Linked DNA regions of Homo sapiens: all the other regions are linked to region 1. A link is an interaction called in ENCODE POLR2A ChIA-PET data of the cell type or tissue named here. Cell type or tissue: MCF 10A. All regions are shown on one strand.

Region 1 (5,000 bases):
CCCTCAGTGGGTGCCAACATTCAGACAAATCTTGATAAATGTGCCATAGCAGAAAATAGAAAAGAAAGTAATCTAGATATTTTGGGTATTGTGCATGCGTAAGTTTTACATTGTTTATTTTTGGATAGAATTTACACAAGAACTTCTTCTCAAGTCTTGAATATTTGCATCAGAGGAACTTCTAGAACTAGAAAAGACCTTAGAGAGTTTCTAAGACCCAAAGAGGGAAAGTGACTTATGTAAAGTTAAACACATTTACAGAGACATGGACGACTGAGGTATCCTGATCTTTTGGGGAAAAGCATGTGCTTGGGAACCAAACAAGTGTGGATTTGAATCCCGATTCTCATTTACTTGTGTACTTGTGGTATGATGACATGTTAACTTCTCCGTAGCTCTAAGTCCGATCTCATCTGTAAAAATAGAGATAAAAAGCAACTACTTTGCTTGGTATCTGGTCAGTCTAAAAGAGTGGGTATATCGAAAAGCCTAATGTGGTGTTTGTGCACTCTGCCTTTCCTATACGCGCTGATGCCCCAATCCATTTGTTTTGGATTCTAATGAAATCATGTGTTTTATAGTTTACAGCACAGATGTCCCACATGATATAGGAGTACAACTTAGTTCTTGATGGGAAAAACACAGTGCAATCAATCCCTTTATAATTTATTCATGTCATCGTTTAACCATGTTATAGCATGCTTTTCCCATATGTAATGCAAGCATCTATTATTATATTTGGGATCTGCTTTGACTTGTATTCCTGAACCTGTATAATTAAGTGTTATATTATAGTGGGCTTCACAGCATTGGGTAATGAAAAGAATTCTGGCCTTGTAATCAGCAGAATTTTGTGCCAACTCTGCCAGGACTGGCTGTGTGATTCTAGATGAGTTTCCTTTTGAGGCCTCAGTATGATAGTTCAGGTGAGCTATAAGTTTCTGATGAGCTTTCAGATTTAATTTGTGTGTATTTTTTTTTCCTACTAATATACATCGAGACTGTTGCTTATTGTGTCTGTAAAGTGCTTCTCAGGAAATCTGGGCAAGTCTCGTTCTTCAAATCAGCTCAGTAGTAGAAGATTAAGCTGACTTCCCAACCACAGACTTCTTCTGCCAAGTCTCTTCTCTTCTCTTCTTTCTTTCTTTATCTTTCTCTCTCTCTCTTTCCTTCCTTCGTTTCTTTCTTCCTTCCTTTCTTTCCTTTCTTTCTTTCTCTTTCTTTCTTTCTTTCTCCTTCCTTCCTTCCTTCCTTCCTTCCTTCCTTCCTTCGTTCCTTCCTTCCTTCCTTCCTTCCCTCTCTTTCTTTTCTACAAAGGCTCAATACTAAATAGGATCAGTAGGTCCACTAGGCAGCTCAGACAAGGATAGACATTTATAAAGTACTCCAAGCTACAGAAAGGTGGTGCTAGAGACTCTTCTATTTCTGATGGGGTCTGGGGTCTGTAATGGAATAGCCATAGATTACTAAAGAGTAGACCATCCAAAGCAGGCATTTTCTCTCCAGTGATCCTGACAAGTGGTTATCCAGCCTCTGAAGGCTTCTGGTGAAAGAGAATCCACTGCTTCCTGCTCGGCCTCTCTGACTCTGGTAGAATCTAGTTAGAATGTGTTGAGGGAAAATCAGCTCCTCTAATCAGCTCCTCTTGAAGCTGTCACTTGTTGGTCCTAGTATTTTATTCTGTAGCTATACAGAATCAAGAATCTATTTATTAATTCAACTACTATTTACTTCCTATTACTTGTCAAACACTCCAGAGCTAACATTTTTCTTTTTAAGGGCTTACTGTATGGCTGGAGAGGTAGAAAAGTAAAATCTCAATTCCAGTATGATGTGGCAAGTGCTGCTGGAGTTAAACATGGAAAACTGTGGCCATGCAGAGAAATGCACCTCACTCAGATGAGGAGGCAGGGAAAATACTGCAGAGAGTTTGAAAATCAAAAGTTTTTATGTCCTTCATTCCCATCCTCACTAGGCTAACTGTGCTTAGAGTATGCGACAGGCAGTGTGACAGGAAGTTGTAGACTCAGGAAACTTGAGTTCTAATCCCAGTTTTGCTGATATTGTCCCTACGTAACATTGGACAAGTTTAATTTATTAGCCATAGTAGAGAATGCAAATAGCATCCTGTCATGTTATTTAGTCTTTGGAATTTCCAAAAAAGCAGTGAATGCACTCATTTGATAGCTCTGGCCCAGTATTTCCTCCTTTATTTCTCCTCATCCCTGGTTGGCCTGGAGTTGAAAATCAGTGCTTTATTCTCCCTGTGTCTGGGCTTTCTCATGTCTCACTCTACCCCTCTTCCAAGCCATAGGCCTATATTGGTCTGTCCCTTAGCTTGTGCCTGAAATGTTCTCAACAATCATTAAATGAAAAGCATGCTTACAGAAACCCACAGAAATTGTGAATGTACACAGGCACATTGGAAGTTGCCCCCAGGTATGTTGCCATTGACCAGGACAACAAAGATGACTAAGGGAGTGTCTGCCCACTCCTATGTGGAAATAATGTTGTATTTGTCTGGAAGCCAGTGAAAAAATTATGTTGAATGGCCTCATGACAGGCTATTTTGTACCCCAACTGTCTTAATACCTCAAATTCTTTATCTTTTAACTTCTCGGAACCCAGATTTTTTTTTTTTTCACTGATCCATGGAGTGATTTTTAGAAAAAGGCTAATGACCCTGACCTCAGAGTCTGATGAGCCTGTGAGAAATGGGATAGGCATTACTCCCACCTACTTCAGCTAAGCTCTGATAATTTTCTTAGAGCTAAAATGAAATGAAAATTTTGGCTGAGTGGGTTATCTCACTATCATTGGAGGGAAATCTCTTAACGATGGAATATGCAATCTAGTCTCTAGGTCCAGTTACATAAAATATTATTTTTCCTGGATTGGGAAAAATGTAATTGCCGTTTGTTCAGCCTGTTTGGATAAAATTTTACAGTCAAAGCCACTCTTTCTTGGGAGTTTTTATATTGTACAGAACTTAAATAAGAACTTAGACTAAAAGGGACGGTGACTTCCCTGATTTTTGGGATTTGAATGACTCTTGTGTGTAGTAGGGTGAGTAGTAATCGAGGGTAGGGCCCAGATAGTAGCACTGAGACTTCTCTGTGACTCTGGTATCAGAGCACAGAATTTCTAATGTACTTTCAGTAAACTTTGACCACTGATTCAAATTTTTGCAAAATAATCTCCAGGATTTGCTACCTTCTCTCTTTTCCCTAGACTGAAAAAGGTGAGGCTTGTCCCTCAACTTGGAAATAGGTATTTCTTACCAATTTAAAAACATTTGAAGATAATCAATTAATTTTGATAACATTTAAAAGCATATGAACAGTTAATTCCCACCTTAAATTGAATTTTGACCTGTGCTTTTTTTTTCTTATAAAAATAAATAATAAACAAGAATCACTAAGTTTTCCCAAGGGCATTTCTTGATAATGTAATGAGTGTGTGTGTGTGTGTGTGTGTGTGTGTGTGTGTGTGTGTGTGTATGAAGTCATTATTGACTAACAATTGTAATCCACAAAACCATGCATTCATCAAATATTTATTGAGGTTAAGGCACTGCATGTATTTATGTCTTCTGATTGCTCTAAGTAGAAGGGAACAGAATCACCTGCAGTGAAGTCTGAGGCCTTTTTCTTTTTAGCTGAACTTCAAATCAATCTTCTACTTGACAACTTGACTTAAACAACAAACAGCATACATACAGTGTTATTTCAATACAGATCCAAACAATCTTAATAGAATAACCATGCAATGAGCATGAATATGTGTACATCCCTGTTTTAGATGTTTTAGTCATATAGAGCCAAGCAACACAGTTCCTGCTATAACTACTACATGCTCTAGTAGCAAGGATAAGTCAAGTATATATACAGCTATATTATAAGGTGCAATAAGGATATGCCAGTGGAGACGAATTGACAATAAAGAGAATTCATACAGTTGTGACTGCATCTGGGCAACACAAAGGAAATAGTATAAGACGAGACCTTTGGAAGATAGTAACAGGTGGGAAGTTGGGATGTGAAGAAAGGGTTAGAGGGAAAGGCTATTCCAGGGAGAAGGTATAGCAAGAATAAAGCCATATGGTCAGGAAAGAAATTCAGAGAACAATCAGCAGATGTGGTTTTGCTTGAATATAATGAAGGTATTGTGGATGTGATAAAGTTAGAGATTGGGGCAAATAGGAGAGGCTTTGAATGCCAGTGTAAAATGTTTGTATTTTCTTGGTGGCAATAAAGCTACTGTTGTATTTTAAATAGGGAAATGCATCCATTTTAAATGAGGAAGGGCATCCAATTGTTATTTCACACACACAAACACACACAGATTTTGCCATGCCCTCTATAGGTCCATCACTATGTAAACTGTTGAGGATTCAAAGAAAATAGACAATCTCATACCTCAAAGTCTTCAGTGGGGAAGAGAGGCAAATACAATAATTTTCATAAGTATTGTAGGGATATCTTGTTCAGACACCTAGGGGAATCATAGAAAGCTTCTTAAAGGAAGTGAACCTTAAGCATTGGTTGGTTAAGGGCTTTCTAGATGCAAAAAAAATGAGAAGTGCTACTCCAATAAGACTCTTGAAACAGTATATGTGATGATAACACAAGGAACACTGAGAGGGGAAGGCAAGGTAAGGAGGGTGTGAAGGGAGGCCAGTGAAGAGGCTGCCACGATAGAATTGGTAAGAGGGAATGAAAGGCTGAGCGATGGAAATGGCTGTGAAGATGAAGAGGTGGTGGCCCCCATGGATGTGGCACAACAGCAGATCTTGATTTGGTGCTGGAAGTAGGGGGTTGTGGTTGGAATTGCAGAAGTGGAAGAGCATTTTAAAAAAGTTAAAATGGATAAGACTGGAATTCTGAAGGGGGAAGAAGGATGTCATTAGTAGGCATGTGGCAGTCAGGAGAAGCTGGTTTCAAAGGAATTGTGTGAAATTTAGTGTTGAGTGACTACTAGAAAGCAGAATAGGCAACTTC
Region 2 (5,000 bases), 290 kb after region 1:
TTCATTTGCTGTTGGATAGCAGGGAAAGCAAGCTCATTACAGGCTATCATGGGTATTTCCTGGGAATGATTATGCAATCCATAAATCTGAGCTCACTTCCTCATGGGGTCTTGCTCCACAGTCCTACTCTCTTTTTCAGGAGGTCACCTCTTGATGTCTCTAAATTAGCAACTTTAGGGAGCTATTGCATACACTCTATTACTGAACTCCAAGCTCGATCACAGAATCTTCCCTCAGTTCTCTTTAGTAACAATGTAACTTTTCTGAAGGCTTCAGGACTAACAAAGTTGGAGAAAAAATTGTTTTACATTAATTGTGAAACAAAAATCTTGAAATTGAACATGGAGTTTCCATGTGTGGGATGCTGCAACTGACGTCTATGGCCTATAAAAGCCAATTATTAGATATTCAGCAATCTTTCAAGCTAGTGGTCAAGCATAGCTGTTATTAAAAATTAAAGTACATACATTTAGAACTAAATGATATTAAAATCAGAGACAATGGATATTCTAAACTCATCACTTCTTACATCCACTATGATCTATGCTCTTGGGGTTTGCATCTCTTACAAACTCACATTCCATGACAGCAGGTTGGCATCTTGAAATCAGCCATTGTGGGAATATTTACACCGCAGAAATGAGCTAATAGTACAAATAGAGGCTTAATTTATTGCTTTGTTGACGAGGAAGTGATGGAGAAAGTGTTTATAATGCAGATTAAAACTGCATTGTGTCTCTGGTCATTGTATTGTGAATAGCACCAAAAATTGAGAAACTATTATTTCAGTATTTGAAAACTATTATTTGATTCAATGCCTAAGTGGCTTGGGTAATTGACAAACCAAAGTTCTGAGGAATATTTTTGTTGTTTCACTTTTGTCTTACTCACTAAACAATACCAATCAATATTCATACTGGAGTTATATTCACCCATCAGTTGCAACCACAGGTTGGCTATACAAGAGTTTAACAAAAACTGATAACAGAATTCTATTGTATATTCTGTTATTATTTATAATTTTGTGCTATGTAAACATTATGTCAATAAAATTTATAATAAGCTTATATACATAAAAATATGCATCCATTTTTCACAAAAAAGCCAGCAGCTAAACATTTAGAAGTATACTATTAGGCTGCTTTCACAGTTTATAAGCCCAGATGCTATGCAGAGATTTTCTTCTTGAGTATTTTTGTCTTGGCAACTTCCTGTCACTTGGTTGCACTTACCAGTTTACTTCCCTGTAATAGGACTTGCTTGGCCCTGAACTGTAAACAGTGAAGAATATTTTAGTCGCATTTCCATAGCTAGTCACTACCTAGGAGAGTCTCTTCAAATAAGGCAATACCTGACTTTGAAAATGGTGGTTTTTCTAGCTTTAGTTTTTCAGTTGCAGCAGGAACTCTGTTACCTAAGTTAAAATACCAAAGGCAGAAACTATGTGAATAAAATTGATAGATTTGCCACGTTAAAAAGCGGTGCTTCTATAGTACGGAAAACATCATTAACGAAGTTTAAAAACTAAAGATTAATAGGAAAACATGTTCAATAACTATTTCAAAGGATTGTTGGCTTTAAAGTATAATTTTTACACTTCTGTAAGAAAACAATAATACCATGAAGAATAAACAGGCCAAAGTCATGAACAGAAATTTCACAAGGAAATTCAAATGGCAAAAAAAAATACAATAATAACCTCACCAGTAATCAAAACAATTAAAATTAAAATAAGATACATTCACTTTTAAATTTAAAGATTTTTAAATGATTATCTGGGAGAATGTATTGTGGGGAAATACAGGGACTCTCAAATAATTCGATAGGAGTGAACTTGCACCCACTTTCTGGAGGACTTTTTGGCAGGACCCTTCTTGTCTCTTGACCTCACAGTTCTACTTTAATAATTCATTTAAAGGTAATATTTAAATACATGTGGAAAGATGTAGCTAAAAAAATATTTATCACAGCTTTGTTTATAATAAATTTTTAAAAATAACTTACATGTCTAATAAGAATGAATCAGTTATTTACACAGATACAGAATCCTAAGCAACTGTAACAATTATTTAATGAAATATTATTAACTGTCATGGAATGACTTTAATGATATATAATTGTGGAATGAAAACAGCAGATGTAAAACTATGTATAACATGATCTCACACTTGATATAAATATGATTTTATATATACAATTATTTGTGTATATGTTACATACATACATATACACATAATGCATAAGATCTTAAAGGATATACACCAAAATGTTAATTGAGCTTTTGTTTCAGGTGGTTTTATTTTCTTCTTCGATTCTTTTCTTATTTGTATTTAATTGTTCTACATTGAGCATACGTTACTCGTACAATAGAATTTAAAAACCCATCCCTACACTATCTCAGCACTTTATGAGTTTCATAATCAGGTGATTCAAGGACTTGTTAGTACTCAGATTCTTGGGAATTGCAGCTGTCCTGCCTAGAGATGCAATTGGACGTAGCTCAGCAGGATAAGTACAACCTACAAGGGCACTCCTGGAAGGAGGAGAATTCCCTGTGTTTGCATTTTTTTCTGGCTACACAAATGCTGTGCTGACTTAACAGCCCACAGGTGGCTGTTCTCTTCTGCCTCGGTGTGGAAATGGAAAGAGAGACTGACTAATTTTACTGAATCATTTTACTAGTTATGTGACTGTGGGTTTGGTTACCCACAGGCATTTCTGCTGCAATTGGTTAGCCTGGGGGAAGTTTTATTTTAACATGTTCACAGAGGCTTTTCCTGTCCAAGTGAATGGTTGTGAATGACAGCGAGGGAGACTACACCCTCTCACGTATATCCATATACAAGGATTGGGACAGCCTGACCTTCTGGGATTATATCCTTTTTTTGGCATCTCTGGGTAAAAGGCCTTAGGCTTCTAACTTCAATGTTGGAATTTTGACTACAGGGCAATGTCTCATATTTCAAGCATCTCTGTAGCCTACCCTTTACAACTATCCTGAAGAGACCTCTATCCATCTGCCACAAAAAAGACCTAACACCGAGGTTGCTTCTGGAGTTAAGAGCCTGGAGTTTGCTGCCTAAGACTATGGGAAGGCTACTTCCGCACTTAAATGTGAAGTGACCCTTGGTAGGATCTGTGTTCAGTATCCCCATCATTTCTTCAGTTGAATCTATTGACAAAGGCATCATTAAAAGCAATCAACTTACATTTCATTTTGATGACCTTGTAAACAAAAAATAAAATCCTAAGCCCCCACCATCTGAACAGGCCCCCTCTTGGCCAAGGGATTCCAGAAAAACCTAAAAACTGAGTTTCCAGCCATGACCCATGATGGGACAGGAGGTCAAACATACTCTGTTAACCCCTCTCCTTTTTGCAGTTTAGACATAACTGACCAGCATTAATGTTAAAATAGAGACCACAAGACTGACAGAACAGACTCTTTATGACAATAGACTATCAAATTATAAACAGGACCTAAGGCCATGCCATGCAAGAGTTAAGTCACATGCCTGCACTAAAGAATAAACTGTGTTCTAACCATGCCACAAGGCTTTTCTTTAGCATCTAAACAAGCACTGGTCTTGAAAGAAGCAATATTAAGACAATTTTCAGCTCACCACCATACACTCACTGACCTCACTGTTTTACCTGCCATAATTATAGCTTTGATTGGACAAGTGACTGATTTCAGTAACTTTCTTCTGATAAGAAGACCACTGACCATGGACTGGCTCTGGTTGGTTTACAGAGGCTGTGCACTGACTGGAATTCCTTGTGTCCTGAAAAGACCTTTAGATGGATAGGGACTAATTATAATACATTTAAATATTGTCCCTACTCCAAGGTGAACTTTCTTCTTTCTTTCTTTCTTTCTCTTTCTTTCTCTTTTCTTTCTTTCTTTCTTTTTCTGTCTTTCTCTCTTTCTTCTTTCTCTCCCTCCCTCCCTCCCTCCTTCCTTTCTTCCTTCCTTCCTTCCTTCCTTCTTTCTTTCTCTTTCTTTCTTTGTTCTATATATGAACGTGGGTCATATGTAACATGCATGTTTGTTCAATACACATGCGTCCGGACCACCTTCATGAATATTCACCTCCTCTCGTAACCTGTTGAATATGTATGTTTAGCCAATGCACTCAGCATAAAGCTCCTACCCAATCTCGTTTGAAGGGCCTGTGCTTCTCAGCCTGCAGGATGACCACTTTGAAGGATGTAACCTTTTTATTAAAAAATAAAGTTTCCTATTCTAAATTTATAATTTTATAATTTTTTTTCAAAGTTAGCAACCTATACTGGACTTCAAAAATATGCCAAGAGCGGTGCTAGATGCTGAGAATAGAAAAATAAGTTAGACAAAGCCCTGAACTCTAGTGATATACAGTCCACAAGAGAATTTGCATGAAAAAATATGGCTTGTCCATAAAGTCTGGAAACATAAGCATATATGCCTAATAATATATGCATGTCAAGAATGTCGCCAATATATAAAACTGATAAGGTAATATCATGTATGTCCCCAGACTTTATAGATAGCCTGTTGAACATAAAATAATAAGTAATATGGTGACTATAGTCAGATCTTAGATTCCAGTGAATAATTAATTCTTCCAGGTAAAGGTAGTTTTAAAGAGGAACAGACCCTCATCCTGTTTGAGGATAGAGGTCACAAGAACTTCTCAAGAAGTGAAGATGCAGTGTATTGTTTTCTGGGATTGGCTGGGGTACTGAAAACTAAACAAAGAGATAGTGGCAAAAGTTTTCTTCCATTCATGACCATTCTTTCAGCAGCCAGATGTTTGACAACCATCATATTGATACTGGTAGAAACACATATTCAGAGAGTGGGCAGGGCAGTTAACAGGGGTGGTAGCTTGTCATTTTGTCATATCAGAGATGTGGCTGCTTGATAGTCTGTAGTGACTTCCTACAATTTTCCAATGCTACAAAATTAATCATAAACTTCTCAACCTACAGGGTCTCACACAGTACCTTAAATAGTC
Region 3 (5,000 bases), 81 kb after region 1:
TAATGAGGTCTCTATTAATGACGATTAAGTGGTCATTGAAGTTATTTTTGTTTCATATTTGATGGAATTTAGTCATAGATCAAGCAAATGTCCTCTACAGAGAAAGGCTAAGCAATAGCAGAGCACTGGGTCCAAGGATGCTCTGTCCATGTATTGGTGTTTACACTCTCCAGCTGTCCACTGGAGCTCACATGGCCAGAACTACAATGTTGGCTGAATCTATAAAATACAAAAGCTTTAAGGCAGATGCCCAGCTCAATGAGATGAATCAAAGTCAAACCCTACTATTAGGAAAGTCTAGATCTGAAATTGGGTATTCTACTTATTCATTCATTCATACATTCATGTATTTATAAATTCTACTTTTATGCGAAAGCACTTCTAGATTCTGGGCCATGAGAGTAAAATAGGAATGGATCATTCTTTGACCTTTAGGAATCACCTGTCTAATAAGAGAAATGAAACAGGCGAGTAACCACGACAGTAATATTGAATCCTTATTATGTATTGGGAATCATGCCAAGTATTTCATATTATTTTTATGATTTAATCCTCACAGCAGGTAATATGATTCTGTTTTACAGAAGAGAAACCTGAGGTCTAGAGAAGTCAGTCAACTTACTCAAAGTAACACAACCAGTAAGAGGCAGAGCTAGGACTTAAACCCAGACAAATGGACCCAAGGACCCATGTTTTTAACCTCCCCACTCTGCAGCTCCTGAAAAGAATGTTGGAATTTCATAGGTGTGCTGGGCAGTTTGAAAGTAGAAGTCTTTCTAGAGGCTTTGGTAAGGGTGTGGCCAGCAATCCAGGATAGTCTCAAATAATTACTCATTGTTTTCCGCATGTATCACAAGTTCTTTCACACTTTTCTGCTTTTGCTGCGTCAACTCTAGCTGAAATGTGTTCACATCTGTAGTCTCCTTATCAAATTCTACTTGCCCATTAAAGTGGAGGTCAAATGGTGTTTATTTCATGAAATTCTTCTTGAAACCTACCGTCAGAATTGTTTTTTTTTTTTTCTCTGCATTCTATCACTATCACCAGTTACTTGTAGCCACAGTTTATTTTGCCAGATATTAGAGTTGACTTTTTACATATTTATTCTTTCTGTGCCTTTCTGAGTGCAAACCGAGTATTGTTCATCTCTTATGAATACAGGGCGTGGTAGTTGCCTGCTGAGTAAGTGAATAACCTCATTTGTCAGTTTGTGCAGAAGTAGGTGTACTATGACCTGCTAGAGTGCTCACTAGGGGTTAAATATTTCCAAGACAGAGTCTGGAATGAAGTAGTTACATTTTTCTTGAAGAATCATTATCTGTCTTCAGGTAAAGTGCTTCCTCATCCTGACATGTCCTGAAAAAAGAAATTTTTTATTGGATCCAGCTTTCTTCCTTCTCCCTTCTTTATAGGAAAGAAGAGCCAGCTTAAGGCCGGTTGTACAAAAGCAGCTGAGGTGGCAAGAACTGATCATAAATGTTACAGACCAATGTTTACCTATTTCTTTTTTTCGAGACAGGATCTCACTCTGTGACCCATGCTGGAGGGCAGTGGCAGAATCATAGCTCACTGCAGCCTCAACCTCCTGGACTCAAGTGACCCTTCCACCTCAGCCTCCTGAGTAGCTGGGACTATGGGTGTGTGGTACCACACCTGGCTAATTTTTTATTTTTTGTAGAGATGAGGTCTTCCTGTGTTGTCCAGGCTGGTCTTAAGCAATCCTCCCACTTCTGCCTTCCAAAGTGCTGGGATTATAGGCATGAGCCCCGCCTGTTTCCCTATTATAACCTCCCAAAAGCCCAGAAACATCCCCATAGTCTGGTATATAAATACTTCTTTCTCAGCAACAATTTTATTCCACCACATTAAGGAATACAACCATTGAGATTTTTCCCAGCGTTCTCTGCCAAGGAGATTGAGAGGATCCCCAGAGCTCACAGAACTGCCTCAGTTTATGGGCCCAAATATAGGCTATTGTCATTTCTCTGACTGTTTGCACAGAGTCTTGGAGAGATAAATTGATTGTGCACGATCATAGGAATATTTATTAGGACTTTGTTGAATTAACTCCCTCAAATCACATGGAGCTAAATTAAAGTTACTAGGCATTGCCTATTATTTTAGAATTTAAATCATAGTCAGTTCCTTCTTTCATACAAGAGCTCAGAGAGAAAATTTTGAAACTAAAAACACAGATGAATAAGAATGGGTAATTTTTATGAAGCAAGGGGTTAAGACAATAAAAGAAGGCCTTCGTTTCTGGCTTCCCTGTCACCTAAAGTCCTGTTGCATCAGGCGGTCTCCCATCTCAGCTACAGTATTAAGTTAACTACAAGCTACCCAGAAAGCTACATCTATTTCAAGGTTGTAGCCCTGGCTGTGCCTTTTATTTTTTTAAATCTGAAGTGTTGGGAGGAGAGGGGGTTCAGCAGGGTGGGGAGATAGAAGTCAGAGGGGAAGGGGGGTTATTTCAGGCCTTGCTTCTCTAAGCCTTCAATGTCTGAGCTCCAGGACAGACCTTCCTGTTGTGAAATACTGGACCAGTTGTTGCCCTCTGAAGATAAACAACATTCCAGCAGCTCCCCTAGAGCTACCCGAGGCCTTGTGCTTTTTAACATTTCCCTGGCCCTACAGTGATCCAGGAGCTGAGGATTACTGCACTACCTGCTGCAGCACACACAGCATTAGCTTTGTGGTCTCTGTGCTCTTAAGCTGGGTTATGGTAATGAATCCAGGGTGAAATCTGGGTGCCTCTGCCTGCTTGTTAAACTGATGAAACACTAACATCTTTTGTGTAGTTTTGGAAGCCCAAGCTGTGCTGATTGGAGGTGGTAAGGACAGGGCTCTCTGCCCTAATGTGTAAGGTTTCTGTCTTCATTAAAGTTTGAGGCTGAATCAAGACTCACTGGGGTCACGTAAGGGCAATTTTGCAAACCCAAGGCAAGCTGTTAACAAAATCAACCTGGGCCAATCATCAAAGGGTTGGACCTAAGGTTGCTATACTCAATAGAACAAGCATTTTAAATAAATTTCTCGTAAGTTGTTGCTTTCTTTATGTGGTGGGTGTGGCTTTAAAGAGCACAAAACCACAACAAATCAAAGAGTAGCTCGGGCTTGTCTTTTGCTTTATGGCTGAGGGTTTGAAGGATGATTCATGGACTTGTGAATGCCAGCCCCAGTCCCGGCTTAGGTCTATCTGCCAATACCACCAGGGCCAACAAATTCACGCAACAAATTCTCTCATTTTTTACAGTTTATCAGTTGCACTCATAGTTATTGTCATAATCACTCCCCACAGTAACCTGTAAGGCATATAAAGTAGCTATTTTAGTAAGATAAATGATATTTTATATATGTTATGATAAGATAAATCTTATCATTTTAAGAAGAAACTGAGGCTCGGAGAGATGAAATGACTTCCTCAGTTGCTAACGCTGTATAAGTAAACAATTTTAATTTTTTTTGGCATTGGGTATTATTTCACCTTTTGTATGTGTATATGTCTGATTGCTAATTTAGTGGGTTAAGATGAGTGTCAGGCTGACATCTAAGATGGCCCCTAGTAGTTCCTGCTTCCTTTACTCTCTCTCTCTTTCTCTCTCCATATATATATATATATATATATATATATATATATATATATATATATATATATATCTGTGTTATGTTTACTATCAGGTGCTGGAAGCTGCAGCATGGGATAGCAGGAACAAAAATTCAGATTAAAATATTGAATATAATATTTTCAGTGAAAAACAAAAATTCACAGCATAATGAAAGATGAATAAAAAGAAAAATGGACTTTTTAAATCATTAATAAATTAATACACAATTATAACTGAATCTTCTTAATAAGATTATTGCTTGGCACGCTTAATTGTTGAAACAATGACACAAGAGTAACAAATTACAAGAAACTGAGAAAATAAATAATAATAACAAAAAGATTTTTGTATTCATTGAAGTTAAATGGTCATCGATTTCTTGGTCATCAAAACAGTTAAAGAGAGCAACATCTCCAGTACGATGGCAGGTTCACATTATAAGAAGCAGGAAAATATCAAAAAAGGAAATAACTATAACCATAATAAAAATGCCTGATGTAAAATGCTATATAGTTTTCAAAGCTATTCAATATAAATGATGCCTTTTCATCTTCACAAAAATTCTGTGATGTAGTAAAGGAAGCAGGGTTGAGAGTATTGTATCCATTGTGTTGGCATGGAAACCAAGGACCAGATGTGTTAAAAGTTAAAAGCCCAAGGTTATATAAATAGAAAAGAGAGTTGATAATCAGCTCCTGCATTTTTAGCTTTTGATTAGTTCTTGTGCATTTATATCTTGGCATTTTATGATAGCATGCATGTCCAAGGGGGTGTGTGTGTGCGTGTGTATGAACACATGACATATGGAGTTTTGATGGCCAATAAATATGGACATATGAAAAAAAGTAAAAGAATGGATCTTTGACATTTTAAGGCACCAGTGGAATAACTGCAAAATAATTTTGCTTTCTATTGAAAATCAATGCAAACTTTTCAGTTCAACTAGCATTTGAATAATTCAAGAACTGTGTTACTATAAATACTTCCTTTCTCTTTTGGCTATTTAAAAATGTTTTGTTTGTTTTATTATTAAGAATATGAAGTCCCAGCATTTGTAAAACTTGCTTATAAAAAGAGGACTTTTGTCATTATAGAAAAAATCAATGTCCATTAAGTGTTAAATTTAACATAGTTATTTATATTGTATTTTTGAAATGTATTTTAAAGTGTGACATGGATGTAATCCCAACATTTTGGGGGGCTGAGGCAGGTGGATCACTTGAGCCCAAGAGTTCAAGACCAGCCTATGTAACATGGCTAAACCCTGTGTCCACAAAAAATACAAAAAAATTAGCCTGCCATGGTGGCATGCGCCTGTAGTCCCAGCTACCTGGGAGGCTGAGGTGGAAGAATCACCTGACCCAGGGAAGTTGAGGTTACAGTGAGCAGTGATCG
Region 4 (5,000 bases), 560 kb after region 1:
TTTACTTTTTAAATACTGATTTTATTTATACATTTATATGCACAGGTCATTTTCATTTCCATGATATCATTCGAGCTTCACAACCACACTCCAAGTTCAGTGTTGTTATCTTCATCTTCATGTTGAGGATGAGGACACGGAAGCTCACAGGTAAAGTGACAAACCCCAGTCTTTAGGCTACTAGATGGTGGAGTTCAGACTCTGATTTTCTGGCCAGGTGCTCATTTGATGATAGCAGCATGAAGCTCTTCCCATTCTGCACCGTTTGAGCTCCTACCCTTCCTAATCTTCTTTCTCTAATACGAGAACACTGTAATTAAAGTGGTATTTGGCTGATAAGTAGTAGGTTTTGATTTATAACACATAGAGCTGGCAGTGTAATTTTTGTCCCAGAACTTGATGTGCCATGAAAGCTATTATGCTCTTTTTTTTTTTTTTTTTTTTTTTTTTTTTGAGACGGAGTCTCACTCTGTCACCCAGGCTGGAGGGCGGTGGCGTGATATCTCGGCTCACTGCAACCTCCGCCTCCAGGGTTCAAGTGATTCTCCTGCCCCAACCTCCTGAGTAGCTGGGATTATAGGCATGCACCACCACTCCCGCCTAATTTTTGTATTTGTAGTAGAGACAGGGTTTCACCATGTTGGTCAGGCTGGTCTTGAACGCCTGACCTCATCATCCACCTGCCTTGGCCTCCCAAAGTGCTAGGATTACAGGCATGATCCACCACGCCCAGCACTATAATGCTTTTAATAGAGGGAAATGAATCTTCAGATGATGTCAGCATCCTAATTTTTTTTCTCCTCTTGGGGTTTTTCTAAATGACTGGCAAATGGAAAACCTGAAAGTTACCTGAGACTTCTCTGCATCGGGCTTGTTGGGGTATACTGTTCTTCTTATAATCAACCCCAGGGACTGACAGATGGACAGTTGTTAGAGACAAAGTCCTCAATCCAAGGAGGTCACTCAGGGCCAACTTTCCTTAGTATATATCGTTCATTACATTAGTTGGTTATATTACCTGTAGTACAACTCAAGTACAATAGCTGCAGGAGGAGACAGCTCGCCAGCTAAACCTAAAAGTTACAACAGTGACATAGCAAGCAAGGGTAAAATAAAAGGCTCTTGACTTATTCCTTCATTTTTTAATAAAGCATGAAGTTTGACATAAATTTTAACCTCTGGCCGCATAGTCAGTTATGCTTATTATCTTGTGTGTATTATTATGCTGTCAGGAGTTGGCCACTGATGACCAACTCCAAAATTTAGATGATAGAGATAAAACTGGTAGTTAATATATGTTGAGTACCAGGTCAAAAACTCCATAAGACACTTTACACTGTGGGAACTGGTTCATGTAACAGTTCTCCAGGATGGAGGATTAATATTCCCATTTCACAGATGCAGAGTTATGTGTCTTTCTAGACCTGACAACACCTGTCACCTACCAAATGAATAGAGAGCTATGCTATAAGTCTAGGGATGAGTGATCCTTGGATGCAGAGCACTTCCTACTAGTATTCTGACTTTTACTATTATGCGTCTGTTACTATTTGACAGCTCTCATTTTTGCCTGTCCAAATTTAAGCACGTTTAATGAGATAAAGAGAGCAGAGGCAAAGGTGAGACTGGATCTTCCCTTGTATCTTATTGATAGAGAGTAAATCGAATCCAATTTGCTAAGGCCTTCTCTCTCCTTTCATGTTTCCTCACTTTGCCTCCACCACCATGAGGTTGAAAAATGAGTTTCCATTTAGTTTAAGCCTTTTGTTATTCATTACTTAATTTTGCTTCTATTTCCCTCTTCTATCTATGACAAATTCAGCACAGTGAGGGGAAGAAACAGTGATGATAGTGATGGCCTCAAGAAGAAAACAGGGTGACTGAGTAGGAGCAAATAAGTATCTCAGACCAGCATATAAACAAGTTCATTTGTAGTGTAAAAGAACATTATGCCTTTGGCTTGAAAACTGCCTTTCCAATTTATGAGCATGTTTAGGATTATGTAAGTACAGTGTCTTCATAACAAGCCCAACACCTCTTACCCAAAGAATGCAAAACGCTTTGCAAACAGTAGAACTCACAATTCCCCTGTGACCTGGGGACTTATATGTATTTTCATGCATTATTTTTTATAGATTGAGAAGTGAACTTGAGACCTACCAATCTGTCCACGTTGACAAAATAGATCCAATACTAAACTCTTAATTCCAGCTTCCTGTCTTCTTAGAAGCAGATCACACTGAAAGAGGAATCTTATGTCAAGGGTAGCAATTTTCTCTCTCTCTTTTTTTTTTTTTTAAAGAAAACACAAATTACATAGTAGATATATTTGCATAAAGGTAGATCTTGAAAACATTTAATTAAGACAGCGGTATCTATTTCCAGGAAAAAATAGAAAAGCCAGATCTCTACTCCACTGAATTTAAAAATTAGAGCAGCATTTTGCAGTTAAAAACGATTATTATTTTGCATTCTGCCATTTGTCTTTACATGAAGAATGCCTGAATTCAGAATGGAAAATATTTTCTTTTGAAAAGTGCATAGGAAAGAATTGTTATAAAGCAAATGTGTTCAGAATGTATGTAGATATTAATTATAAGTAAAAGTAAAAGAAGTAGGATGTATGTGAGCGTATGTGCATTTGTGTTGCAGATAAACCGATTTTGAAGGTTGAGAGACATGACGATACTTGTTAGGTATGAGGGAGACAAGACCAGAGGCGCCGGGAAGCTTGACTACCGTGGAGAGCTCAGTTGAGACTTGTCTTTGCCCATGGCCTGCAGCGCTTATGTAGAAATTGGGGATGCTTTTACTCGTTCCAAAGCCTAACCTGATCAGACCTGCCCAGGTTGGAGTTTGGGAAAAAAAGTGTTTGAAGTAAACAGGAAAATTACTCACCTTAATGATGTGTCTTACTGGCACTGACAGTGCTTTGATAGTCTGACAGTCTTTTTTTTTAAGTTTTGGGAGGAAAGACAGGGGAAATTATTAATATGATTTTTGGAAAACATAGATTCTTATGCTTATGCACTTGCTAATAAGGTGGAAAAAGTGGGCTTTGCACCATTTACAGTTATGGACTCGCGTTTCCTCCTAATAAAGTCTATATCAGGAATTTTCCATTAGGAATTTCTACCAAAAAGAAAAGAAAATACGTTACTGTTTATTTTGTGTACTTGTGCCATGTATCTCCACAATTGCGCTGTGGCTGTTCACACAGAACAGATTCTTCCTAGCACTTGGGCTGTGGGTTCCCAAACTTGCAGGTCGCTTTCATCTGTCTGGTGATTAAGACCATAAACCAAGTGGTGTGATGAGAGAGTTTGGTGCTCTAGACAGAGCAAGCACACCCTTTTTTCATAAGAAGCACAATTCTTAAATCTCTGCACCTAAATCTTTCCTTAGGATGGGTCAGTTTTTTGGAAAAAGCAATTATATATGTTTTGATATTTTGTTGAAACATAATAGATGTTGATTTCATATGGTTTTTTTCCTTTTTTTTTTTTTGTCTTTGCTAAATGTCAAACGGTACATTTTTTCTAAGCTTGAAGACAGAGAACTGGGTCATATGTCTCTAAACATTTAAATCTTCACTGAGATAGGGAAGAGTGACCTGATCTTATGGATCGTCCGAGTCCTGTGAGACAAAAATGCTGGGTTTTTCATGCAGTCCCTAATTCACTTTGACCTTGGTGGAGGGAGTCAAATCTCCTAGTTTGAGATCCCACACATATAAAGCTCTAGAGTTTCAGGATTAAAATCTTCTTAACTTTATATTCTCAGATTCTGTATAGCTTATTAAACTAGATGGAGGGTCTAGTTATACTGTCTAGAAGGACATAGATGAATAGTTATATTTTATAAAAATTAAACTCCTAATGATAAAAGGCTAAATGGGGAGAGAATAAATTATAGTTTATGAAGGCATGTAAAACAAAAGATGTCTGCCAATTTCCTCTCTTTGGTTCTCTGACTGGGAATAACTGTATCGTTTTTACTTTTTTTGTCCTAACTGTGTCCTAATTGTAAATGAATCTGGTGCCCAGTAAAATCAAATGAATAGAAATACTTACCATGGTGTGTATATACCAGCCTCCTGGTGTCTCAGATATAATTAACATAATGAAAGCATTGCAATACATTCTTACCGAAGGCTCAGTTCCTGTCCTGTCAGCAACTGTTTGCCTACAACTAAAGCAAGTCTGGGTTCAAAGCATTTTAAAATGTTCCAAAAAAGTGGGGAAGGCGGCTGGGTGCAGTGGCTCACACCTGTAATCCCAGCACTTTGGGAGACCGAGGCAGGTGGTCAGGAGTTCGAGAACAGCCTGGCCAACATAGTGAAACCCCATCTCTACTAAAAATACAAAAAATTAACTGGCCATGGTGGCAGGTGCCTGTAATCCCAGCTACTTAGGAGGCTGAGGTAGGAGAATCACTTGAACTCAGGAGGCAGAGGTTGCAGTGAGCCAAGATCGTGCCATTGCACTCCAGCCTGGGCCACAGTGCGAGACTCCATCTCAAAATAATAATAATAATAATAATAATAATAATAATAATAATAATAATAATAATAATGTAAAGTGGGGAAGGCAAGATTTGGCTCACGCGTCAGACTTCCTATCAATGGGTCTATCTTTGAAGCAAGTGCTCAGAGTGTCTATTCCTTTGATCACACGGGTAGTGGTTTATTTCCATGAGTATTTGCTGTTTTCAGGAGATTTCACTTTGGGTTTTGTCCATATTCCACATTCAGGAAACTGTTAATTTTGGAAGAAGAGATTGTTTTTACTTGGTTCTTCTAAGGAAATTAATCAAATGTACACGTGCAACTTAAAATCAAAGAATCCCTGTTTTAAGAGGAGTTTTTCTTATTTCAACTGGCAAACAATATGAAACTGAATGTACCCAAAGTGTTGGAGGTTTACAAACATGATCAGCACTTGTTAATGACAATTTTCTCCTAAGAAAATGGAATGCTACCTTCTAGCATGGGGACTTGT
Region 5 (5,000 bases), 220 kb after region 1:
TCTCCCACTTGTTCAGGAGATTGATAGGAACGCTTAATCAGGGAAGCACTGCCTGCTTCTCTGCAGGGGTCCTTCCCTGCACCAGCCATTTTCCCATACTTTAAAGGAGGGCTAGATGCTTCAGAACATATTCTCCACTAATGAGAAAGCTCTTTATATCTTATAAAGCACATCCATATTCAGCACTTAATTTGTTCCTCAAGATGACCCTCTGGAGGAGGCAAGAAATGATATTATTTTCTTTTCACTGATTAGGAAAATGACGTTCACAGTGGTCTGCATTGTCCAAGGCTATGTGACAAAGTAAGTGGCTGTCAAAATAACTCAAGCTTACTGAAAATGAGCATGTTGCCTTTCACTATGCTGGTTCCCTACTCCACAGGTGACTTCTATGGCTACTACTACTTAGCAATCTCTTCTTCCCTAATTAGCAAAAAGAACTCTTTTCTGTACTTACTCTATTCTATGAAATTGAAGAGAGGGAGTACACAAGTCAAATGAACAATCTGACATAGCTTTGAGAATCAGTTTCAGTGTCATCTCTGGGAAGCTACATCTAGTATCCTCAACCCAAAACTCCCCCTCTGCTTTTTGTTTCCGTAGCATCCTGTGTATACATTTACATTGTATGTAAATAATCTATTTGTGCATTTGTCCTTTTCCCTTAGATGTAAGGCCATTGAGTTCAAGGACCATGTCTTACTCATTCTTGTATTTTCTGGTACCTGAACATGGTAAACACAAGTGTTTGATCGAATGGCTGATTGAATAAGCAATGCAGTCAACAGTATTAAGAGTAAAGTGGTATCTAAAGGCAATGCACATTGATTGTCATTTTACTGAGGAGAACTCTGATCTTACAGAGTGAAGAGGACATATTTAAGGTCAGAAAAAATAAGACCCAGGAGCAGAATTACTCAAGTTCTCTGTCCTTCCAAATTACCCTGTTCTGTAACCTGTAAACATAATAAAGCATGTCCCAAACTACATTGCTGCAGGAGATCTACTCCTCCAGAAGTACTTCCGAACATTTCTTGGAAATGTTTACAGGTTCTGATTATCCAGACTATGAGTAAAGTCTGCTTTTTGGTCCACCTTCTGTGGTTCCATGGCCACTTTGATCAGCTACTTGTTCTCTCCCCTTAGGGATTCCTCTAATCATGGACGTGGCCCTTCTGCCATTCCCCAAATGTTGAACACAAGGTTCAAAAACATTTACCAAGTACAAGAAGATAGCAAAAGAAAATTGGAAAGCCAGAATGGGAAAACTGAATATTGGATATTAGACAACAATGCTTCCTGGAGCCCACCTGCAAATCACATCAGGAGAGGGTTAGGGCTGCCTGTGTCTCTCTGCGGCTCCTGCCTTCCCACACTGTTAGTGCCTGCTCTTCAGAGGCACACCTGTCAGATCTTTTCCCTGAGGATTAGCCTGATACCCCCAACTCTGATCTTCAGTACTGCAAGCAGAGACCTAAAAGAAACTTTTAATATAGAAAGGGAAAATCTTAGGAAGGTGGATTTCACTCCCCACTTGCATGACTCATTAAGCAAAATCTGTCAAGGCAGGTCTGGGGACTTTGCATTGACATTTCTTCACCAGTATTGGCTCCCCAAAGGTCAAAGAGTAGGTGCTTACCTGTGCATAGCCAGAACATTCCAAAGAGTGAACTCGCCCAGAAGTGAGAGTGGTATGCCTCAAAGAAAAATTCTTACTTCCTTATTTAACTACAGGGAAAAAAAAAATCACAGTAAGCTTAGAACATACCCATTTTGTTCCAGTTTCAGTAAATCAAATATTCAAATATTCAGCCTTAGAGCAGTTTTTTCAAAACTTGGGGACTACCTGACTAAGTACAGATAGCCAATGGCAAATATTTGTCATCTGTGTGTATTATTAATAATAATTAATATTTATTGAGTGAGTACTATATGCCAGTGACGGTGCTTAGCACTTTACATGCATTCTCTTCTTTAATCCTCAGAAAAGTTTATGGAAAGGCACAATGACGCATTCAGGGTGTGGTTTAGGGTGCGGCTGGCTTGGCACCCAAATCCTACCATTTATTTTTCCTCTTCTCTGGAGTTCCCAGCCAAAAAGCATATTCACCAAAGAATCAGCAGCCATATGGGTAAGTAAGTGCTGATGTTTTTAATGTCTCTTATGAAATAGGATTAGAGAAGAATGCTGAAGTTTAGGAGAGTGAAGTCTTTGTAGGAGAAGCAGACCTGGTGCTACCCCCGCCTCAGCCTTCAGCTTGACTAGAGGCTGGAACAAATCACAGTGTTGTCTGCTTCCTAAAGTGGAACCAATAATGGGGGAAAGGGTCTTGAAATGTGACTTTAAGATATTGCCACTATGCCCAGTGAACTCAGGTTCTGGCTAATAGATGAACCTAGGAAGGATCCAGTGAGGTAGGATGGACAGAGGAGTATGACATAAGGAAGGAAGTGAAGTGAAGTTGTTGCTCCCTATGGGTCAAAGAAAATTAGTGAATACAGAGGCACACAAGCATTGCCTTTTCCATTTTACAAGGGAGATAATAAAAGCCTAATGAAGTTAAATACTTTTCCCACTGTCACAAGGCTAGAAACTGGTCTTCAAAGGCAAGCTCTCAGGCTTCAAATACTTAACTCTTAACAGTTGCCTAATAACACCACCTCTAATCCTTCACTCTTGCTATACCCTAATATACAGAAATTCAACTTTTTCAACATTCTCCCCCATTATTTTAAGAAAACTCCAAAGGATATCTCTCATTTGTGTTCATGAACTTGGCTTGCCTTCATCACATCACGCCTGTCACTGCTTTGCTTTTCTGCTCCAGCGGGTTTTGGGGTCTTATTACTGGTGAAGCTGCTAAAATATTCCTTTCAGCAGTCTCTGGAGACCTATTGGGCTACACCTCACGCCTCCAGGGATCCAAGGAGTCTCAGAATCTGGAGTCGTCTTGTACTGCATTCATGCTGGCTTCGATGCAGAGATAGGGAGAAGTCTATCTCTTACTATTTCTTTAACATGGACGCCCAGGAAAGTGCCATGGTGTCCTTGAGCATTTTAGATAAATCTGTTCCTTCAGTTTCTGCTTGCAGAATCAGATGCTGCCTGCAGGACCGGTCAAGATGACCATGACTAAGCAGTGAGCTATTCAGCCATCCCCTTCCATTTTGGTTTGTGATGTCCTGTATCAAATGCCCTTGTAATTTATTTCTTGTGCCTACCCCCAAATTTCTAAGATTTTCTAGGATGTTCTTGAATCCCAGGGACAGATCAGCTTTAATTGAACCATGGAAACTTTGAAGTATTAAAAATTGTTTCATTAATCTTTCACACAGAGCTAACACATCCCTCAGTATTAGTATGCAAGAAAGGGGAAAATATATGCGCAGGGACCACATTGTCATGGTCTACAAGTGCTGCCAGCTTTCCTATACACCACACCATGGGAACACCTAAAAGGAACCCCTGGAATAGACTTGGATATTTACTGAGAATTGGACTTCTGACTTACCAGATTCTCCTGCTGCTCATTTCTCTCTGCTCTTTAATCACCTGGCTTTGTCCTCTGTCCTCATACTGCCAACTTGTTCAGGTTGCCTTACTGGGTAGATATCCCTGTATCCCAAACACACACAGCCAACTCTCACCTCTGTTGTTACACATACTTCTGAATTAGAGACCCTTTCCATCAGGTTTGGGTTCATGGAATAGAATTAACCCCTCAGTTCTCAAGCAGAGAAAATAATATCATACACTTCTGGTATCTGCATATCCAAGTTTCTAGCTGTATGCCCATCTAAAAACAAACATACATGGAGTAATATTCAGCCATAAAAATAAAAGAAATAATGGCATTCGTAGCAACCTGGATGGAATTGGAGACCATTATTCTAGTGAATTAACTCCAGAATGAAAAACCAAACATCATATATTCTCACTCATAAGTGGGAGCTAAGCTATGAGGATGCAAAAGCATAAGAATGATACAATAGACTTTGGGGAGGGGGAGTGCGAGGGAGATGAGGGATGGAAGAATAGAAATTGGGTACAGTGTATACTGCTTGGGTGACGGGTGCACTAAAATCTCACAAATCACCACTAAAGAACTTATTCATGTAACCAAGCACCCACTGTTCCCCAATAACCTATGGACATTTTAAAAAGAATTAAGTTAAAAAATAAAGACAAACAAAAACAACCAACAATCAAAAAACAAAATCAACGATTAGGTTTCTAGGATATCATAGCATCATGACTTAAAGCCTTATTGAATAATTCTTTTCAAACCTATCTTGCTAAACACCTGAGCTATACAAGCTCTCGCCATGGAGGTGATTGTGAGCCCATAGAGCTGGATAAGACCCAGTACTTTGAAGAGAACTAATGGGAAAATACAAAATGCATGTAGAGAATTCTCCTAAAAATGATTTATTTTGATACTTCATATGTAACAATAATGTGAATAATTATAATTGAAGGCAGTATGATATAAGGGCCATTAAAAGATATGGGCAAGTTGTTATTCCAGCTGAGGCAATAAGGAAGCATCTGGGAAATTTTGATTACATTTTGATATATGACAAGTGAAGAATGGTTTCGTTACAAAGGGAAAAACGGTAGGACTCAAGTCTTTGCAAGTGGCAAGTTGAATTTGATGTTGTTTGACCTGAATGTCAAACATAGGCACACATTCAGGGGATACAAATAGTGAGCCTGGTTGCTCACGTCAAAAATTTCAAACTATTTCATAGGCAGTGAAAAATTTTTGAAGAGTTCTGATTCCGGGAGCACTGTGATTAGAAAGTGACTTAAGAACCTATCAGCAATATAAATGATTGAACTGGAGACAGGCAAGAAAAGAGACAAGGAAGGCAGCTGGAATTCTCTTTGACCAGCCTAGAGGCGAGGTGGGCATGTACAATCCTTGGGGCCTACGTCTTTATAATTAGTAGTATCTATTTCTTGTTTACTTCTTATACAATTCATTGTATCTTATTGC
Region 6 (5,000 bases), 240 kb after region 1:
GGTCTCTTAGAGAAAATGTAGTGCAAGATCTCTGGGCCGGGTGCGGTGGCTTACGCTTGTAATCCCAGCACTTTGGGAGACTGAGGAGGGCAGATCACCTGAGGTCAGGAGTTCAAGACCAGCCTGACCAACATGGTGAAACCCTGTCTCTACTATAAATACAAAAATTAGCCAGGTGTGGTGGCGGACGCCTGTCATCCCAGCTACTCAGGAGGCTGAGGCAGGAGAATCACCTGAACCCAGGAGGCGGGGGTTGCAGTGAGATGAGACCATACCATTGCACTGCAGCCTGGGCAACAAGAGTGAAACCCTGTCTCAAAAAAAAAAAAAAAAAATCTATGTACTTGGCCTACCCTTCCCTACCCTACCATCTGCTCTCATTTCACAGATGAAATGTCTGAGGCTCAGGGAAGTTAAGTGACTTGCCCATACTCTAGCTTGGTGAAAACCTAGGACTCAAATATTCTCAGGAGTTCTATTTCTCTTGCTTTATAAAATGAAATTATTATAATATAAAATTAGCTAAATGTTAACACAATAGCTCCAATATGCTCTTCAGGATTGTTTTATGTGCATAATACATGTACATTAATCCTGTGTACAGAATTCACTTGTTTAACTCTTGGTTATCCATACTCATAGAAGCAACACTCGTTTTGATAAGCATCAGTTGTTGAGTAGAACACCAAAGATCATTGGAGCTTGAAGACACGTTTGGTATCACTACTCCAACACACCTATTAGCAGGGAAACATAGACCTGAAGAAGGCATGCAAATTCTCAAAATCACTTAGTTGTTAAGGAAGCTTCTAGAATATGAGCAATTAATTTTGTTTTATCTTAGGCTTAATATTTTCAGAATTCCATGATAAATAGTGTGAAAATTGTGACTACCAAGTATCTCACAAGAGAAAAAGAGAAAGCTTATAACGAAAGTCCAGAAGTGTGACTTGAGCTCTCTTAGTGATCTCAGATAAACATCTCTAGGCTTGTCAACTCCACCAACTGTCAAATGGGGGCAATAGAGTAGAAGACCTTTACAGTTCTGCTTTTTTCTGAAAACCTTTCTTTTCAATGAAACTGGCAGCTTTGAGAACCAGTCAGTTGACTATGATTTTACTGAATGATTGGAGAGAAAACTCTATATTAAGCCATGCTCCACTGCAGAGGTATTTTTTCCAGGTTGAGAACAGCTATGGAACAATGCAATTGGAGCACTGATGTAATTACTCATGTCCATGGAAGTGTGCAGGCTTTCCTCTTTGGTTCTCTAGATAGAGGATATGTGAGTCTCAAGAGTACAAAAAGGGGAAGCTGGGCACAGTGGCTTATGCCTGTAATTCCAGCACTTTGGGAGGCTAAGGCAGGAGAATTGCTTGAACCTGGGAAGCAGAGGTTGCAGTGAGCCCTGATCATGCCACTGCACTCCAGCCTGGGAGACAAGAGTGAAACTGTCTCAAAAAAAAAAAGGCACAAGAAGGGGAAAAAAAGAACAAGAGAAGCTCTTGAGGTTAAAGCATCTTACACTTCATACACATAATTCTTTTTTGGTGAATATTTTGTTTTCCTAAAAAGTAAGGGCATCTTAGAAGAGGCCTCTCTGTGAATAGTCTCTTTGGAGGAAATGGGGTAAATAAAAGCACAAAGTCTCCAAATTACAAATAATCTGGAGACCATGCTCTCACAAGCTCAATTTATCAAGAGCAATGAGGAAATACTTCCTAATCTTCATCCCAGGGTGATTTAGGCCCAGAGCTCTTGAGAAAGTAAGGTGGGTGTAACCTAGTCTAAGTGACTGGTTCTTCATGGGGTTTAAAATGGCTCAGGGGAGAAAGTGCAGATGATAGCAACATCACCTGTGGTGACTTTGCTCTCTCAGAGCTTACACATTCTAATGAATGCTCTGGAAGGAAAGGGCACCAGGTGATCTGCAGAGTAGCTTTTAGGGTCAAAATGTTCCTACCATGCTGCTGGTTATTCTTTCTGGCACAGACAAAAGTGCACTTATAACACCGAATGCAAATAGCATACCCTTGCATCGGGTCCCTTTCATCAGAGCCAGTGGTCCTATCAATTCGAGGAATTTCATTTTTGGTATCCTGAATAGTGAGGATAAAAAAAATATAGGTGTTTTTTGCTCCCAAGGGCTGGAAGAGTTTTTCACTCAAGAGCCAAATTTGTCTTTCTATTGTAGATGAGAGGGTGAGTGTAGGTGTTTGTTTTACATCAGGATGACAAGCTGTGCATACCTTTCTGAGGCGAGGTCTGGGTGTACTGGGGTGTGTCCCAGAGGAAGTCAATGTTCAGAGCTTTATTTTGTGTGTGTGAGCTATTCAGTTTAATTATACCCATGCTGCCAACTTGCTTTTTATTATTACTCTTATTCACTTTAATATTCCCTTCCCTTGGCTAAGCATAAAGAGAAGGTTCGTTATTATTTGAACAGCTTTACATTTATGATGCCCCGTTAGTTTGCAAAGCTGGAGACTTCACTGTGAAAGCGCTGTAATAATACTCAGGGAAGATGAGCTCTAATCCTACTTCTAGCTTGGCGCACAGGAGCTTCGGAATTGCTCAGAATTTAAAGGCGCTTCACTGACATGAGGGAGGAAAGGGATAAAACAGGGCAGAAGGGAGGAACTGGGGATCATAGGAATGAGACTGACAGTACATATGTCTCTGTTCAGTTTTAAATTTTGGTAAGTAGAATAACAGATTATACATTGACATCTTGAGAACAGCAGCTGTCAAAACTGTCAGTCAAAAGGAGATTGATTCCATTCAATTATTTGTTAAACCAAGAAGTTTAAAGATAGGAAAGAACTATGAGGCCATGCAACTCATTTAAAGTCCCTCTGCTTCGCAAATTTATTTAAGATCAGCATCTGAGGGCAAAATAAAAGTTTATTATTATTTCATGTTAACGTAATAGCAAAGATAAGGAAGAACAATATTGTATTAGGCCATTCTCTCATCTCTCTAAAGAAATACCTGAGGCTGGGTAATTTATTTAAAAAAAAGGGGGGAGTGTTTAATTGGCTGATGGTTCTGAAGGCTGAACAGGAAGCATAGCACCATCTACTTCTGGGGGAAGACTTAGGAAGCTTCCAGTCATGGTGGAAGGGGAAGGGAGAGTAGAGTAGGCATGTTGCGTGGCCAGAGCAGGAGCAAGAGAGAGCAAGCAGGGAGGTACTACACACTTTTATATTACTAGATCTTATGAGAACTCAATCGCTATCACAAGGACAGTACCAAGGGGAATGGTGCTAAACCATTCATGAGAAATTCACCTCCATGGTCCACTCACCTCCCACTAGGCCCTAACTCCATCATTGGGGATTACAATTCAATATGAGATTTGGGCAGGCACACACAGGATCTATGTTCTGATGATACATAGATGTGATAAGTGCTAAACACTGGTGATTCAGAATTGGTAAAACTCAATTCGTGTCCTCAAGGAGTGCACCATCTTTTATGGTAGTCAGCTGTGAGCCAATAATGCAAATGTCCTGTGATGGGTGAAGTCACTCAAAAGGTGTGTACCAGCGACTGAAGTGGAAACCAGTAGCTAATATTATGCTTACATTTGACCTGCAGGCTGCAAGGCACAAATAGGTACTCTCTTGCCAAGTTCATTAAATAAACGGGATAGCCCTGAGTTCCACGTCTGCGGATTTCTTTGCTTTTGTTGACTGTGTTTTCAAAATGTGAGTTGCAAAATGAAAATATAAGTGCCTTCTATTTTGGGGAAGAGAGAGATTACACTACACTGTTTCACATATTGATTCCTATAGTTTTGTAGCCTGTACCTCAACTTTTGTGCCACTAAAATAGAGAATACTAATACTGACTTTCTTCACAAAGCATGAAGATGAACTAACATATCTTTAAAATTATCTGAAAAGATGTAATTTATCTTTTTTTTTTTTTTGAGATGGAGTCTTGCTCTGTTGCCCAAGCAGGAGTGCAATGGCATGATCTCGGCTCACTGCAACCTCTGCCTCCTGGGCTCAAGAGATTCTCCTGCCTCAGACTCCTGAGTAGCTGGGACTACAGGCATGCACCACCACACCTGGCTAATATTTGTATTTTTAGTAGAGACGGGGTTTCACCATGTTGGCCAGGCTGGTCTCGAACTCATGACCTCAAGTGATCTGTTCACCTTGGCCTCCCAAAGTGCTGGGATTACAGGTGTGAGCCACCGTGCGCAGCCTGAAAAGATACAGTTTATCATATTAATAACATGATGGATTCAGAATTGTAGAGCTGGAAGGCCTTTAGAGAACTTTTAGTCCAACTTTAGTCCTCAAATTTTAGCATGCTTCAGAATCACCTGAAGGGTGTCAAGAGCAGATTTCATGGCCCATCCCCAGCATTTCTGATTCAGTAATTAAATGGTGGGGCATGGGAATTTGCATTTCTAACAAGTTTCCAGGTGATGCTGATGCTGCTGGTCTGAAAACCATACTTTGAGAACTACTGATCTTGTCCATCCCCTTTAGTGTAAAGATGAGATCACTGAGCACACACTGCCTTTCCTGCCAACCCACCCCAAATAAACACACGATCTAATTAAAGACTGTAGTTTTGTTACACAAAAAATGGCTTTAAGACAAATCTCCTGACTGTTCTTTTAACCAAATCTCAAACAAAAATGCCCTTCTAAAGAGAAGAAATTGGAGTCCATATAATTTTATTTTTCAACTTTAATAAAATAACTTGTGTGGCTTATTTAATTCACTCCTTCCCAATGGCAGATGTCTGAAAACTGATTGGAAACTTTGAGAAATTCCTTTAATATCTCTGTGTTTTTATTCTTTCCATCTGTAAAACGGGGTCAGCTGTATTGTGCCTCATGTGTAAATCTGTGTGCGGTGAGGTTTAGCGGGTAAGTGACTGCAAAACATGTTGCAGATGGATGTGTTATGGGGGAATGCTTAATATCAAAGTGAGATGTCATTTTCTTTCACTCTGCATCTGTAGTTTGTAAAACAAAT

What was found. Peaks named below come from ENCODE experiments on the same cell type or tissue, not always from the same donor. Only the 100,000 strongest peaks of a DNase experiment are listed, where the experiment ranks them.
Region 2: POLR2A ChIA-PET joins it to region 1 with 10 read pairs; 2 of 35 experiments call an interaction of 5 or more read pairs at or near these places.
Region 3: POLR2A ChIA-PET joins it to region 1 with 67 read pairs; 7 of 35 experiments call an interaction of 5 or more read pairs at or near these places.
Region 4: POLR2A ChIA-PET joins it to region 1 with 12 read pairs; 2 of 35 experiments call an interaction of 5 or more read pairs at or near these places.
Region 5: POLR2A ChIA-PET joins it to region 1 with 15 read pairs; 2 of 35 experiments call an interaction of 5 or more read pairs at or near these places.
Region 6: POLR2A ChIA-PET joins it to region 1 with 10 read pairs; 4 of 35 experiments call an interaction of 5 or more read pairs at or near these places.

Annotation. Positions count from the first base shown.
Region 1 is chr3:189,271,481-189,276,480 of GRCh38, forward strand. All of the region lies in intron 4 of TPRG1 (tumor protein p63 regulated 1), which reads left to right. Among named protein-coding and RNA genes, the nearest start is that of TPRG1-AS2, 33 kb to the left of the region's middle. RefSeq lists an enhancer at 1,455-1,644. In MCF 10A, a CTCF peak has its summit at 1,415; a DNase peak (open chromatin) is centred at 2,451.
Region 2 is chr3:189,561,378-189,566,377 of GRCh38, forward strand. No RefSeq gene overlaps it. Among named protein-coding and RNA genes, the nearest start is that of TP63, 68 kb to the right of the region's middle. In MCF 10A, no CTCF peak of the experiment used is centred here; a DNase peak (open chromatin) is centred at 2,664.
Region 3 is chr3:189,352,971-189,357,970 of GRCh38, forward strand. No RefSeq gene overlaps it. Among named protein-coding and RNA genes, the nearest start is that of TPRG1-AS2, 110 kb to the left of the region's middle. In MCF 10A, no CTCF peak of the experiment used is centred here; DNase peaks (open chromatin) are centred at 801, 2,571 and 3,121.
Region 4 is chr3:189,831,395-189,836,394 of GRCh38, forward strand. All of the region lies in intron 4 of TP63 (tumor protein p63), which reads left to right. Among named protein-coding and RNA genes, the nearest start is that of MIR944, 4.0 kb to the left of the region's middle. In MCF 10A, no CTCF peak of the experiment used is centred here; DNase peaks (open chromatin) are centred at 2,787 and 3,237.
Region 5 is chr3:189,488,913-189,493,912 of GRCh38, forward strand. No RefSeq gene overlaps it. Among named protein-coding and RNA genes, the nearest start is that of TP63, 140 kb to the right of the region's middle. In MCF 10A, no CTCF peak of the experiment used is centred here; a DNase peak (open chromatin) is centred at 2,049.
Region 6 is chr3:189,511,215-189,516,214 of GRCh38, forward strand. No RefSeq gene overlaps it. Among named protein-coding and RNA genes, the nearest start is that of TP63, 120 kb to the right of the region's middle. In MCF 10A, no CTCF peak of the experiment used is centred here; a DNase peak (open chromatin) is centred at 2,257.